Linked DNA regions of Homo sapiens: region 2 is linked to region 1. A link is a loop called in an ENCODE intact Hi-C map of the cell type or tissue named here. Cell type or tissue: Calu3. All regions are shown on one strand. Links, peaks and the distances in the headings refer to the core of each region. The heading gives the core; the rest is flanking DNA.

Region 1 (5,386 bases), core at 178-5,177:
TAGAAAAGCTTGGTGTTTCTTTTTGCATGTACAAGGTCACGTTTGCCGCTAACGTCTTCTTTTTCAACTACAGCTTTTCTTCTGTAGTGACCATATGAAGGTGCTTTCCCTGCACCCCTCTGCACCACCCCATAGAGTCCAGGTTTTTATGATTTTGTGCTGCCTTGAGATTACTTACGGGTTGCCACCTTTGTGCTCTCTGAACAGTTCCTTATTTCCCCTCCTTATAGTGCTGCACTGCCTTACTAATCTTCCAACTGAAAAACACAGAGCACCTGACATTGCAGATTTTCATGTATTGAATTCCTATATTAGTCACCAAATATATGTGTCTGTTTTTATCTCTCTTGTATTTTCCTCTCTGATTTTACTTTGGAGTTAGGAATATTTTTTTTCCCACAAATTCTCTCCCAATGACCTACTTTCTTTGATAGCATTTGTAAGAGATGTTACTTTGTAGGCTTAGTTACATAGTTTAAGAAACATAGGAAGATTTTGTTAAGGCAAAGAAAGATGGTGAAATACAAGTTACACTATCCCTTATTGGCTCTTTCCAAAAGGGGAGGACTGGCCACAGCCTGGGTTTCTTAGAGTTTAAACTGTATTCTTGGAAACATGTTATTCACGCTTAATTTTCTTTCCATTTGTTTTGGTGGTGAAATATCTGCTTCAGAGTGAAAAGTTGATGAATTATTTCAGAGAATAGGGTATTTTAAGGTGTTTCAGTTATTTTTTCATCAGAAATTTAAGGAATAGTAAACATATTTCCAAATAAAACATATTTCATATTACATAAAGAATAACTTAGTAAATGTATTTAAAGTAAGGTGTTTATGTTTCTTTGAAATAAAATGAAAATAGCATTCTCAGGCCAGCAGAAAAACTGAAGCTATTACATGATTTGGAATCAAGTGGTCACGTGATTTTTCTGAATCACGATATGACACTGTTTATTTACTCTTTCTTTTTATCTTTGGGCATTCCAGAGGGGTGTTTGATGCTTCCCTCAAAATGGCTGGCTTCTATGGATTGTATACCTGGCTGACTCATACTATGTTTGGCATCAATATTGTCTTCATACCATCAGGTAACAACCATATTGTACCTTCCACTATTCGCTATTTAAGGAAAGTTAAGCCATTTTACATACATCTAGGAAATGTCTACTTCCTCAAGTTTAAAAAACTAAATTTTTTGGCTTGAGATCGAATCTAGTCCACATTAGGAACAGAAATATGATTTGTAATGTGTTTGTTTATTGCTGTATCCCCAGCAGCTGGAACCATACCCAGCACATAGAAAAAATTGCTGTATTAGTCTGTTCTCTCACTGCTATAAAGAAATACCTGAGATTAGGTAATTTATAAAGAAGAGGTTTAATTGGCTCACGGTTCTGCAGGCTGTACAAGAAGCATAGTGGCTCCTGCTTTGGGGGAGGCCTCAGGAAACTTATAATAGTGGTGGAAAGTAAGGGGGAAGCAGGCATGTCTTACATGGCTGGAGCAGGAGGAAGAGAGGGGAGAGGTGCTACCACAGTTTTAAACAACCAGATCTCACGATAACTCATTCATTCACTATCATGAGAACAGCACCTAGGGGTGAAATCCACCCGCCATGATCCAGTCACCTCTCACCAGGTTTTACCTCCAACATTGGGGATTACAATTTGACATGGGATTTTGGTGGGGACACAGATCCAAACCCGTATCAGTTGCCCTACATGTTTGTTCAATGAATGAATGTTCTAGCACTTAGCATAACACCTAGGACATAATTGGCTCTCAGTAACGTTTGAATTGAACTGATTGGCAGGGAGCAACTTGTTGTCAAAATAGCTTTGTCCATGAGGGATTACATCCCAGGGCAAGATGAATGCTTCTGAGGGCACATAAGCTGCCTCCATACCTCTTAAGATCTGTTGTGGTGCTTCTTCTACTTTTCCTTCCTTTATTTCTATGGCTGCTTGTTTTCCTAAATATCTCTGCCTTCCACATTTGCCTCTACCACATCCCCCCCTTTCCCTATTTGTCTGTGCTTCCTTCTACATTGTCAAGTTCATTCACGTTCTTCTCTACTGTGATGTCCACAAACCTACCCTCTGACCTGCAAGCACCCTGTGAGGCGGGATGGTAGACTTGTCATATAGATGAGAGACCAGTTTTCCAAGGTCATGTACCTGGCTTCTGGTAGGACCAGAACTAGAAACTACATTTGCTTTACTCTTAACTTGGAGAGAAGCCAGATGGAGGAAGAGTGCTTGAACATACTGCTCTGGAAGGGAATGACCTTGAAGCAGGGTCCTTCAACTCAGGATTTTTTCTGTTTATTTTTATTATGCTGAGGTTTAGAAACTAATTTCTGATTGGGCTTTGGACTCAGTACAAGTTTTGACACATGTTCTGTAGGTGTATTTATAGGACCGTATATTAACTATTGATTGATAGTAGCAACTACAGAACCCTTGAATTTTATTGCTTAAGAAGAGATCCATAAATAAGACACACACTTAGAAAGATTTTTAGTATCACATTTTAAGATATTGAGCCTTTACTTAGCTAGAAAATTCAGTTAGATAGGGCATATCATTTCCCTAATATTTGAGTTTGTGAGTATTTAACTTGTTTTGTTGGAAGTTGTTGAGGAGGAGCTACTGCTTAGATTCTTTTGCTTTGTTAGTGTTTTGCTGATGATGTTAAGTTGTTTTTCTTTTACTCTTTTTTCAGCATTAGCAGCAATCCTTGGAGCAGTGCCATTCCTGGGGACATACTGGGCAGCAGTACCTGCAGTTCTTGACCTGTGGCTGACACAAGGGTTAGGATGCAAGGCCATTTTACTGTTGATTTTTCATCTCTTGCCAACATACTTTGTAGATACTGCAATCTACTCTGACATATCAGGGTAAGTAAGCCACAGAATTTCTTATTAGTGAATCATCCAGGCATTTCCGTTTTTTTTTTTTTAAAGGAGGATTTTTTTCTCCTGGGGGTATACAAAAGAACTGGTAGTAGGAATTTTCAGTGAAATAGCCTTTTGTGTTCCCACAAATGAAATTTTCATTGAAAATAGTATTGTTTACAAGGCATGATATTTTGGGGTTTTTTTTTTTTTTTTTGGTTGTTGTTGCCCCAGAGTTCCAGAGCAACTTTTTTTTTTTTTTTTTTTTGAGACAATATCTCTTTCACTCAGACTGCTAGAGTGCAGGGTGCAGTCATGGCTCATGGCAGCCTTGAACCTTGAACTCCTAGGCTCAAGCAGTCCTCCTGCCTTGAACTTCCCAAGGCACTAGGATTACGGGAATGAACCACCATGCCCAGCCAATATTTTCTTATTACATATGTAATATTTATAATATATATGATGTCCTGGGTTAAAACCAAATTGTGAATAATTTTCTCTTGATTTAGTGACATTTAACCTAGAAAAGAATTATGACCAGATGTACATCAAATATTTTAAGTACAGTGAACAGTTAATGATTATTTTTATCTCTTCTTTGGTTTTGGAGAAAATGTTGTTAGATTGTATGTCTGAGGATATCCATGTGAAACCAAATCTCAGCAAGTTAATTTCTGGCAAGCAGAGCTCTCTAAAGATATAATTGGAATGGTTCTATGATAAATACAGGTTAAATCTAAGTCAGAATCAACACTTTAGCCATATAATACAATAAATAAATGTCTGTTTTTATAGGTTTTGACATCTCTTTTAGAAATTGCATTAAGTATATCAAGCCAGTTCTCAGTCACATTAAAACTTGAGAGAGAAAATTAAAAAGCTGAACATCATAGTGTGGTTAACTAGTGTGTCACAGTTGACATTTGAGCAGGAATAAGTATGATTAATACTTAAGTGCTTTTATTTCTTTAAACTTTGCTGTAAATTTTATATTAAGGTTTACAGCTGGAATTAAAGAAACACTGTCTTTTTTTTTTTTTTTTTTTTTTTTTGAGACAGAGTCTCCCTCTATCACCCAGGCTGGAGTGCAGTGGTGCAATCTCGCCTCACTGCAACCTTCGCCTCCCAGGTTCAAGCCATTCTCCTGCCTCAGCCTCCTGAGTAGCTGGGATTACAGGCGTGCACCACCACACCCGGCTAATTTTTGTATTTTTACTAGAGATGGGATTTCACCATGTTGATCAGGCTGATCTTGAACTCCTGACCTCAAGTGATCCGCCTGCCTTGGCCTCCCAAACTGCTGGGATTACAGGCATGAGCCACGATGCCCGGCCTAAAATACTGTCTTTAAACGTTGTTATTGGGAAATGAAAGGTTTGGCATAAATTGTTTTATTTTTTAATAGGTTAAGCTTTTATTCATAAACTCCCACACGTTTTTATTTTTTTTAAAAAAAGCTTTAAGGCTGAGCATAGTGGCTCAAGCCTGTAATCCTACCACTTTGAGAGGCCGAGGTGGGTGGATCACTTGAGCCCAGGAGCTCAAGACCAGCCGGGGAAACATGGTGAAACCCGTTCTCCACAAAAATATAAAGATTAGTTTGGTGTGGTGGCACATGCCTGTAGTCCCAGCTACTCAGGAGGCTGAGGTAGGAAGATCACTTGAGTCTGGGAGGTCAAGACTGCAGTAAGCTGTGATTGCGGCACTGCATTCCAGCCTGGGTGATGGAGCGGAATAAAAAGCTTTAAGCATTTTTGATAGTTTTCCTTGAATGTGTTGTTTAGGGAAGAAGTTTACTTAGCAAACATGGAATACTGCCCTAAATCATTTTTTTGGAATGAGAAAGACAAACACATTATGAATATAATTTATTGGTTTCCTGAAGACTGGTTCTCCACAAGTCTTACTTTGATTTAGCTGTAATATAGAACATCCTTCCAGGATATTTAGTTATTTGCCCCTCACTGAATTGTTCTTCTCATCTATGTTTAAAACTAGAAACAAACAGAATGTGACTTATTTCCCAGTCCTTCTGATGTCAGTGGTCCTTTCTTGTCATTATCAATGTGCTATGCTACTGTGTTCTGTTTTATTTCATTCCGCTTACATAAGTGATACTGTAATAAGCTGGAGGGCATTTGTGATTCTCCTGTGAAATAGAAATCTTGGGCTTTGTGACAGATATTTTCCTCAGGAGGCCTTTTATCATCACCTATGTTAAAAACTATATTTTAGGAGGTTGCCAAAAGTCTGACCTATGAGTAACAGGGATGCTCTCATTGTTGCTGTCGTCATATAAAAGCATAATTAACTGAATTACATGCTAAATTGTGCTCACTTAATTATCCTTGATGGAGGTTAACTTAACAGGTGACTCCTAACCAGTCCCAAGCCAACATTAACCCATCATAGGCAGGCACCTGTAATGGGTATAAAATATCTGTTAACATTGCTGGCTTTATTCTTTCATTCCTGGAGCTATAAAAAGAGG
Region 2 (5,386 bases), core at 141-5,140, 75 kb before region 1:
TCCTGTAGTTTTATTCTCTCTAAAAAAAGCTTGGGAAACTGTTCTGCAAAAATATGTAACAGAAGCAACCAAGTTGTTTTTCCAGTTAATACCCAGATGACAATAAATGAAACAAAGATGGTTGAAAAGGCAGAGTCTCTACTTAATGTTTTCTACATTTAATATGTTTTTTAACCAGAAAAGTATATGTGGATAATCGTGTGAAATGAAAGGAAAATGTGATTGCCTATTAGTTCCCTTTACTTGAAGTGCTAAGTAAATGTTGCCAAATTTTATGCAGTCTTATGTAGTGTCTAGCACATTGGTGCTATAAAAACGACTATGGAATGTATATTTTGAAAAGGACATGTTGTTTTGGAGAACATAAGTTTGGAAAAATATGCCCTCTTATCTGTAACTGTGGCTCATTGATTTAATGCCTGGAATAAAATTCACACTTGAATAGGTTTGCTCAGAGGCTAAACATATATAAAGTTGACTTGTTAACCTCATGTTTCCGTGTTAGTGAAGATTTAAGAATTAAAAAACTCCTAAGAGGTCCTAGACTAGAAATTGTGTGTGAAACATGCATGTACAAATCCTTATTTTTGTTATTTTAAAGGATATTTAGTGATTCAAAATGTTGACCCAAGTAAAATATGCTTGTTACATTTGAAAAAACATAAGCAGAACAGAAGTTTGTATGGTAAAAGTGAATTATCCCTTTCCTTCCCCCGCCCTGCCCCTGGCCCCGCTGAGATGGAGCCTTGCTCTGTCACTCAGGCTGGAGTGCAGTGGCTCGATCTTGGCTCACTGCAACCTCTGCCTCCCGGGTTCAAGCAATTCTCCTGCCTCAGCCTCCCGAGTGGCTGGGACTACAGGCATCTGCCACCATGCCCAGCTAATTTTTGTATTTTTAGTAGAGACGGGGTTTCACCATGTTGGCTAGGCTAGTCTTGAACTCCTGACCTCATGATCTGCCCATCTTGGTCTCCCAAAGTGCTGGGATTACAGGCATGAGCCACCGCGCCCGGCCGAATTATCCCTTTTCTCTACCACTATTCCCACTATTCAGATGTTACTATTAACTGCTTGATGTAAAGGCTCCTAAATTCATTTCTTTGTCCATGTGAACATATAAAGTAGAAGGTTTTTGTTTTTTGTTTTTTAAAACAAAGATGAGATAACATACATATAGCTCTGTACCTTGCTCTTTTCATTTATCATTGTACTGTGGCCATCTTTCCTTATTAGCACTTAGAGATATACGTCTTTCTTTTTTTTTTTTTTGAGATGGAGTTTTGCTCTTGCTGCCCAGGCTGGAGTGCAATGGTGCAATCTCGGCTCACTGTAACCTCCACCTCCTGGGTTCAAGCGATTCTCCTGCCTCAGCCTCCCAAGTAGCTGGGATTACAGGCACATGCTACCATACCTGGTTAATTTTTGTATTTTTAGTAGAGAAGGGGTTTCACCACATTGGCCAGGCTGGTCTCGAACTCCTGACTTCATGTGATCTGCCCGCCTCAGCCTCCCAAAGTGCAAGGATTACAGGTGTGAGCCACTGCCCTGGCCACTTTTTTCTTTTTAATACTGCTACAGTATAAATCTTTTTTCTCCCCCTCCCCCACCATGCCTTTTAGAAAATGTTTTCAACAGATTTTCTTAGCTCTGAATTTGTATTAGAATACTTTGATAAACATTTTTAACCATTGGTAATTGTATAATCATAATGGGCTTAATATAAACTCTAAAGTGTTTTTATAAATGGCCTTACCTCTTGAACTAATATTACTTCTGCGAATCTTTTCTGAGGAAACACTTCAAAATACTGGAAAAAATCCAGAAGCCAAAAGAATTTCCTAAAGGTTAAAAATACTTCTTTTTCTGTTTATAAAGATACTACATAACCTTAGTAGAAAATTGAGCACCTGTAATAAAACATAAAGAAGCAGATTACTCCTTGAAATCTGCCATCTAGAGATAATATTTTAAAACATTTTTTGTTGAGTATATTTTCACCATTATAAATTTACACACGAATAAATTGACACTGTAGCACTGTATATTGATGTTCATCATACTGTTGAAAGTCTGACTAATTACTCAATTTTTGGAGATAGCATTATTTAAACAGTTCACTATAAAATGATATTTAAGTTCTCAATTTTTTATATTGTAAATGGCAAGTGAATATTTTTATATGTGTCTGCACAGTGTGCTTCTGTAAAACACTCCTAAAAGTAGAATTGGGGAGTATATTTTAAAATGGTTATTTTAAACTGGAATGAGGTAATCTGTGAGTTTCAGGTTGATAGATGAAAATACATGCTTCTTGTTAGACAATAAATTTCTCTTAAAAAATCTGAAGTATGCAGTCTCTTATTTTTTCTCTCCTTGCAAATGATACTAATTCCTTATGCATACAGATAAGAAACAAAAACTTCTTGGAGGTACTGTATAAATTGTGACCTCCAGTTCAGCTTCTTACTAAGGGTAGTACTTACTTTGTCATCTCTGTTCAACGTTTGCTCAAACACTTTTAGTAATGATTATTCCATTTGTAGATAGCTATAGTTTATTGGAAAAACCTGTCCTTTTACTGAGCTGTGTTATTTCCTAATTCCCACGTATTTCTGCTCTCAGAACCACAGAAAATCAAGTCTTATGCCTCTCCCAGATGACATTTTAAAAATTATTTGAAGATAGCTACAAAATCTTGATATTTCCTTCTCTTTTCTGAGCAAAACTTTTTTTTTCTTTTTCCCCTAGCTACATTTATATTATCATGTTGTGATTTCTATTTCCTTTCCCAGGCTGAATTTTGTTGTGTGGTTTGGTAGCGCAAAATTAATTGAAACAATCACTTTCCCTGATACGAGTATTGTACTTTTAGAAATAAGTGCTTCTACTAGTCATAGGCTGACTCATACTGAACTGAAAAGTGGTTCAGATGTTCTCTTTCCATTCCATACTTGTACAGTTGAGTTTTGAATCTCGAAGCAGAACTTTGCATTTCTTTTCATATAGTTTAATCTTGTTTGGATTAGCCCATTGTTCTGGCTTCAGGATATCTTTTTGAATCATGATAGATTATCTCAATATTTATTGACAACTCAGTTTTGTATAACTGATTTGTGTAAAATCAGTTTTTTCTGTTATTGTGCCTCTAGTCTTTCATCTAAGTGACTGACGTAATGTTTAATAGGGTGGGGCTAACTGACGTACCTCTGAAGACTATCCATTTACTGTGGATTTTTTTTTAATTTCAACAAGTTGTAGTTGTCTAAATTGACTGTTTTTATTTTCCCTTGTGAAAATCTGAGCAGCTTTTGCTTATCTTTAGTATTCTAGCACCATGCTTCTTTCTCCTTAAGATTAGAAAAGTGCACTCTGGAGCCAGATTCCTGGGTTCTAATCCTGCCTCTGTCATTTATTGGCTGTGGCCTTGGGCAAGTCACTTCTCTGAAATCTGGGTTTCTTTCATGTGTAAAATGAGGATCATAATAATATTATTTTGTGGGGTTATGAGGATCAAATGAGTTAGTATACATAAAGCATTAGAATAGGGCCTGGCACATAGGAGTGTTATATAAGTGTACTATTATTGTACTCAGATTTTTTTCTATGCTCTGCAATCAGATCTCAAATTCTTTGAATTCCCAGGGTTAATTGGTCTGGTCCAGCAAGACTGGACTTTTTGAAGCAGCTGTAGTCTCACTTCCCATGTCCTCATATTTTTGAGCTTCAAAGCTCTTTAATATTTCATCTGATAGAGTTACTTGAAGAAATATTTTAATGTCCTTTTTATTATAAAAGAATTAGTGCTTATTAAAGGCAGTCTGGAAAATACAGAAAAAAGTGAAAGGAAAAACAAAATTTTACCACCCAAATACAGCCACTAACTTCTTAGTACATTTTCTTTTCCTCCCACCATATAGTAGATGTAATCACAGCACAAGTATTTTTTGTATTTTACTTCTAACTTAATATGATATTGTGAGTTTTTAAACTATATAGTCTTTGTTTTTAAGAAGTGATTTTAATGGTTGCATAACATTTTATTGAGTGAATCGTAATCATTTCCCAGTTGTTGACCTTTTAGGTAATCACTTTTTTCACTGTTCTGAATCATACTCTGATGAGCTTCTTTATATTTAAAACTTTTTCAAAATTTATCATTATTTAGTAAGGATAAAGTCTGAAAGTTGAATTCTGAGGTTAGAAGCTATAAACATTTTTAAGATGCGAAGATTATTTGTATTGATAGATTTGACCAAAATAACGTAGGAGATAGTTTTTTTCTGTCTTTTTTAGTAATCCCATCAGTTCTTTTTTCTTCATGCTCTGAATTATATAGCTCGAAGTTTCTTTTTGTCTTAATTTGCTTTTTTTTTTGGCAAGGTTCATGTCATACTTGACTTTTAGCTTCTTGGTCTTATGTTAATTAAGGTCTTTGTGCTCAGATGTGTTCTGGATTATGTATTCCCTCTGTGTTTTATAAATGTTCTATTAAAATATGAGTTTCTGTGTAGGCTACGCTGGTTTCTTTTGATGCGTCTTAAGCTCTAGGGTCATTTAACTTTAGTGTAGGAAGAACTGAAGAGGGTATCCTGGCTGATTCTTCTGTTCTGAAGTCCTGCTGTTTGTTCCTCTAATAATATTTTTTTCAGGCACACTTCTTCAGCTGGTGCATCATAACTCTGGATTAGGTTCTAATCATTTGTTGCCTAGATTATTTCAGCAGGGTCACACTTCAGCTGGCTGCTTTCTTACTTTTACAGAGTTATTTCCCCAGTAACAAGCATATTTTATAAGCTGAAATAGAATCTTTTAACCTGATTCTTTTTGGAAAGCTTTCCTTTTCTTGTTTTTTTCTTTTCTTTCCGTTTCTTTTCTAAACATTGATCAACAGAGAAAACTGTAGGAATTCCATAAGATTAGATTCTTAATTTAAATCCATGGTTTATGCTTTGAATATTTTATCTCAAGCATTTTTGTGTATAAGATGGGTTTTGAACTATGTATCTTTTGTTAAACAACTATTTAATATTACTACATGAGATTTCAAATGCCTAGTATTTCAAAACTTAGGTTCTCCAAACGAGGAGAACCTAGGTACGTTTCTTTGACACCATCAACCTTCATCTTTTCTGTGCTATGTCCAGAGCATTCCTGCTGTATAGACACTTACAGATTTTGTATAATTGTATGTTCATTTTCACGTGTATAGATTTTACAGCTGTGTCTTTCATTTATTTAAGATCTGGACGTTGGTGGTTGGCTATGTGTTGACTGTTTCATTCAAGTGGAATGCAAGCACTGAACGCTACTTGAGAGCAGTTTCAATTCCTGTCTGGATTATATTGCTTTTTCATTTAGGTGGGTTCCTTCTTTTTTTTTTTTTTTT

What was found. A loop is a pair of places that touch in the nucleus more often than their neighbours do. Peaks named below come from ENCODE experiments on the same cell type or tissue, not always from the same donor. Only the 100,000 strongest peaks of a DNase experiment are listed, where the experiment ranks them.
Region 2: it touches region 1 in a loop (5-fold over the local background); 8 of 110 quality-filtered maps call a loop at or near these places.

What each region holds. Positions count from the first base shown.
Region 1 is chr9:109,033,718-109,039,103 of GRCh38, reverse strand. It overlaps TMEM245 (transmembrane protein 245), which reads left to right. Exons shown (of 18, transcript NM_032012.4): 15 at 987-1,087; 16 at 2,724-2,898. Among named protein-coding and RNA genes, the nearest start is that of MIR32, 9.9 kb to the left of the region's middle. RefSeq lists an enhancer at 2,107-3,306. In Calu3, for the core only: no CTCF peak of the experiment used is centred there; a DNase peak (open chromatin) is centred at 2,773.
Region 2 is chr9:109,108,425-109,113,810 of GRCh38, reverse strand. It overlaps TMEM245 (transmembrane protein 245), which reads left to right. Exons shown (of 18, transcript NM_032012.4): 2 at 5,241-5,358. Among named protein-coding and RNA genes, the nearest start is that of TMEM245, 8.8 kb to the left of the region's middle. In Calu3, for the core only: no CTCF peak of the experiment used is centred there; no DNase peak of the experiment used is centred there.